2 separate regions of the Homo sapiens genome follow, and region 1 is linked to region 2. The links are chromatin loops, found by intact Hi-C in ENCODE. Cell type or tissue: chondrocyte. All regions are shown on one strand.

The links. A loop is a pair of places that touch in the nucleus more often than their neighbours do. Peaks named below come from ENCODE experiments on the same cell type or tissue, not always from the same donor. Only the 100,000 strongest peaks of a DNase experiment are listed, where the experiment ranks them.
Region 1: it touches region 2 in a loop (2.0-fold over the local background); 2 of 110 quality-filtered maps call a loop at or near these places.

The regions. Positions count from the first base shown.
Region 1 is chr11:85,940,382-85,942,881 of GRCh38, reverse strand. No RefSeq gene overlaps it. Among named protein-coding and RNA genes, the nearest start is that of CCDC83, 86 kb to the right of the region's middle. In chondrocyte, CTCF peaks have their summits at 1,134 and 1,337 (motif pointing left); a DNase peak (open chromatin) is centred at 1,621.
Region 2 is chr11:86,393,616-86,396,115 of GRCh38, reverse strand. It overlaps CCDC81 (coiled-coil domain containing 81), which reads right to left. Exons shown (of 15, transcript NM_001156474.2): 5 at 703-782. LOC105369421 (a long non-coding RNA gene) reads left to right here and starts at 16. Exons shown (of 5, transcript XR_007062826.1): 1 at 16-96. In chondrocyte, no CTCF peak of the experiment used is centred here; no DNase peak of the experiment used is centred here.

The sequences.
Region 1 (2,500 bases), 450 kb after region 2:
AATCCCAAGTAGTTCCCATTTTTGTCAACTGACACAACGGTTTTACCATCTGAGCCAAATGGGGTACAAATGCCCACCAATATCCCAAGAGGCCTACAAAAGTCTGTAGTTGCCTCATTGTTGTGGGCCGGGTATATGCCTGAATTTTATCAGTGATGGCCTCTGGTATAGCCTTTGTTTTACCCAAGCAGATAACTACCAATAATTTGGCAGACAGTTCAGGCCCTTGGACCTAGGATTTGTTGACTGCCCAACCTCATGCTGCCAAATGTTGTTGTAAAAGGGGTGCCACCACTTCTGAACCTGCAAGAGAATCAGAGGTTAACATAATATCATCAATATAATGGAATAGGTGGATTCCCTTTGGACACTTCCAGGCGGCTAAATCCGTGGCAAGGAGACCATGATGTATGATGGGGCTACACATATAGCCCTGCGGCAGCACTGTGAAAGTCCACTGTTGCCCTTCCCATGTGAAGGCAAACTTCCTGGCTCTCTGGAGCAATGTCAACTGAGAAGAATGCATTGGCCAAGTCCACCACATAGTGGTACTCTCCCAACTTCATTGTCAAGGGGTCCATCAAATCCATGATAGAGGGTACAGCTGCATGTAAAAGGGGTATTACTTTATTTAGTTCTCAATAATCCACTGTCATCTGCCAAGTTCCATCAGGCTTCTTGACTGGCCATACTGGAAAATTGTAGGGTCTGTAGGTGTTACACATTATCTGCACCTTTTCTAACTTCTTAATAGTCTCAGTTATCTCTGTATGCTCACCTGGCAAGTGGTATTGACACGTGGAAGTAATCCATAAGGGTTGTGGCAGGACATGGAGCTAGTGATGTGTATGTCTGTGGAGTACCAGCTTAACCCCACATACTTGGAGTCTGAATTCCCCATCCGTGGTTTGTAAAGCCAAGCCATGTAAAGTATCCACCCCCAAAATGTATTCAGGTATGGGAGAAACATAGTTTATAAGTGGGGAGCCAAGCAGCCAATGCCAAGGTGCAAAGATGCAGGTTTCACTTTCACTGACTGACCTCTATAGCCATCTATATATGCAGCCTTGCCTGGAAATTTATCCAGGTTCCCACAGACGAGAGTACAATCTGTGCCAGTGTCTACCAGCACCAGCACCCGCTGTATGTTGGTGGGGGACCAGTGGATTGTCAATTCCACTTGTGGCCTCCAGTTGTCCAGTGTTCCCCCAAGCCGAGCACCTCGGCCAGTTCCCTTATCAAACACAAAAATTTCTATACCTCCATCCATCTGCAAGTAGTGCTTGAGATGGAGTGGCCGGGGGTACTGAGCTGAGCAGCATCATCCTGCCACCTCTTGGGCATTTTCTGGAATTGCTGCTCCAGGGACAGTTGCCTCTACAAAGTTAACGGCACTTCATTGGGTTGCCTATCAATTTTCTCTTGGTCAACCCTATCCAAAATCAAATCAATCTATATCTGGTGGCATGTGGGTCATCCACTGGGGCCCCTTTTTGTCCCATGAGGTGGCACCCTGCAGAAGGGGTACTGTTCCCCTTTTTATGGTGTAGATTCCTAGGTCCCACTAATGGCCCTTTGCTTCCCCAAGGGCCGCCATGGCAGTAGTCACTTCAAGTATGTGGCACCCCACATATGGAGTGAGGAGAGCGGCCAGGGAGCCGAAGGCACTTGGCGGGGCAGAGCCCAATACAAGGTCCCTCATGTGGGAGGTAAAGCGTTCATCATCTGGCCCTCAGGTATTCAGATCGAACATAGCCTGCCATATACCCATCTCCCAAATTACTTGCACCAAATCTGTATACAACTGCCATTTACTCACAGTTTCTGGTATTTCTCTGGTGTCATTCCATACCATTTGTATGGCCACCATCAGCCATTCAATTAGGGTGTGCCTATGTCCTGAATGGTATTGTCTAGGTTTCCTTCTAGGGTTTTTATGATTCTACATCTTACATTTAAATCTTTAATCCATCTTGAGTAAATTTTTGTATAAGGTGTAAGGAAGGGGTCCAGTTTCAGTTTCCCGAATATGGATAGCCAGTTTTTCCAACACCATTTATTAAATAGGGAATCCTTTCCCCATTTCCTGTTTTTGTCAGCTTTGTCAAAGAGCAAATGGTTGTAGATGTGTGATGTTATTTCTGAAGACTCTGTTCGTTCCATTGGTCTATATATCTGTTTTGGTACTAGTACCATGCTGTTTTGGTTACTGTGGCCTTGTAGTATAGTTTGAAGTCAGGTAGTATGATGCCTCCAGCTTTGTTCTTTTTGCTTAGGATTGTCTTGGCTATACGGGCTCTTTTTTGGTTCCATATGAAATTTAAAGTAGTTTTTTAAAATTCTGTGAAGAAAGTCAATGGTAGCTTCATGGGTATAGCACTGAATCTATAAATTACTTTGGGCAGTATGGCCATTTTCACAATATTGATTCTTCCTATCCATGAGCATGGAATGTTTTTCCATTTTTTTTGTGTGTCCTCTCTTAATTCCTTGAGCAGTG
Region 2 (2,500 bases):
TAAAAATCCGAGCAAGGACAGGAAATGGGCTGAACTGAAGGAAGAAGCAGCAGCTAGGGCAGAAGAAGTGGTACAAAGTAGTGGAAAGTTCAGCAGGTGAGAAGAGTTTTACTAATACTGCAGGGACTAAGGTTAATGGAAGGTAGTATCAGAATTTCCAGGAGCCAAGGGTAGTTTTAAAAAAGAGTAAATGGGCCAGGCCTGGTGGCTCACGCCTGTAATTTCAGCACTTTGGGAGGCCGAGGCGGATGGATCACTTGAGACCAGGAGTTCGAGACCAGCCTGGCCTATATGGTGAAACCTCATCTCTACTAAAAGTACAAAAATTAGCCAGGCATGGTGGCGTGCGCCTGTAATCTCAGCTACTCCAAAGGCTGAGGCAGGAGAGAATTGCTTGAACCCAGGAGACCGAGGTTGCAGTGAGCAGAGATCGTGCCACTGCACTCCAGCCTGGGTGACAGAGCAAGACTCCGTCGCGGTGAGGGGGGATAAAAAAGAATAAATGTCCATTGTTATTTAACTTAACTACAGAAAGTGTATGCAATAAACTCTTCTTTGTTGGTGGATTTAGAGAGGGAGAGACAGACAGAATACATTAAAAGGAACATGAGCTACAAAACATTGAGAAACACTGCCCAATGAGATCAGCAGATCAGCAAGGAGTGCTAGTGCCTAGAGGAACCCGTGAAGCAAAGCACTCACCTTGGAAACGCAAGCACACTGCTGGGCCACTTCCTCAAGGCCTCTCTGCTAGACAACACCGAGTCCACAGTGCCAGGCCTCTAGAGGACAGCAACAGAGCAAGGTTACATCTAGGCTGAGGTCCAGGACTCAGACAAATTAAAAACTGCAGGCTCATAGGCAAGGCTACCACGATACTTTTCTTGTTGTTGTTTATGTTAAGCGCTTATAAGTCCAGAGCTTAAAAATCCAATGAGGAATGATCTCATTCATCAGAGCAATCACCCTGGGTAGCTGCACAGCAATTCTTTCGGTGTTGCCTTTTCTCAAACCATTTCCTTTTAGGGAATTGCCTTCAGAGTTGACAGATTCTTTTAGATGTCTTTAAGAAGATAGCAGACTTTGTAAAAATATCTGGAAAGTGAGCAAGCTGTCTAATTCCACTCTTGACCCAAATAACTAAAATTAGGCAATTAAGAGAAAAGCTTTCGAGTCAGGTGGGCTCATGTTCAAATCCCCACACTGCTAACAGGCATGTGGCCTTAGGCACTAGGTTTCTGGGGATAATAAAAGGATCTAATAGCACTTCCATGAGGTCCTCTATGTAAGTAGCTAGCACATAGTAAATACTGAACAAATGACTATTTTAATTCTCATGTAACTGTAAACATAATAGTCACATTGTCACATTTTAACTGTAGAATAATATATAAAATTATTATTTTTGCATGAATGCTATCACTTACAAAAGCCTTTGAAGTGAATTCCCAAAAAGAAGTATAGAAAATATTTCTAATAAAAGCAGCATTACTGAAATAAGCACACAGCTTTCCAAGGGGACTACCCTACAAGACAGTTTTAAGTTACGGGTCATTTGGGAATAAACTCTCACTCACACCACTTCACAGCAGTTTTCCAAAATGTGTCTTACAGAGCTAATGAGATATTGGATTAACCTACAATTCCATGATTAAATACATTCAGGCAGTTAAACTGACTGCTTTCCAGCCAGACTTCTCAGCTCCTTTAACATGCTGATGTGCTCTGTCCCTCTGTCCATGAGGGTGACTGATTCGATCAGCAGTTTTCAGTCAGCTTTGACCTCCAAACCCTTTTTTCATAGAGTATTTTTCAGGACTAGTTCTTTTGGAAAACGTTCTGTAAAAGATGTGCTTTACAGTTCAGCAGGTCAAGGAAAATGCTGTCTTCTCTTTTAAACACGTATTGAAGCTACAAAGTTCAGCAGAATCCCTGAGGGTTAGAGATGAGCTAGCCACTTTGGCCTTGCTTATGGACTTGCAAATCTTGCCTTGTGTTTTCATGGAAAAGCAAGGGTTTTTCCTGCATGTGTTTCCCACTTTCCACACACAGGGTTGGCAATCCTCTTAGCAATCCTGTATGAAACCAGATTGTGTAGAAAACACCAGGAGTTTCATTATGCACAACTTCATTTCCTAAATCCCCATCCCAAAGCTTCATAAAAGGAGAAATGGGTAGACTGAGATGATATTAATAGCCTTTTCATTAAAAAAATCAGAGTTTGGCTTTATGGGATATAGGATTATATAACATTCCATAATAATTCAATTCATTCATGTCTACTTTGTTAGTTTCCAGAGGAGTACCTGAGGCACACTAAGTATTCAGTAAGTCTGGTAGATTGACTATTTCATTTGTTTAAACTCTGCTGTATCCAACTTAGCATGAAGGTCACACCAGCTACTTAATGGTTGACAATAATGATGCCAATTAGGAAATTTCTTCTACAACATGGCAAATTAAAAGCTAAAGATTCAAAAACTCCATGACTCAAATTAGA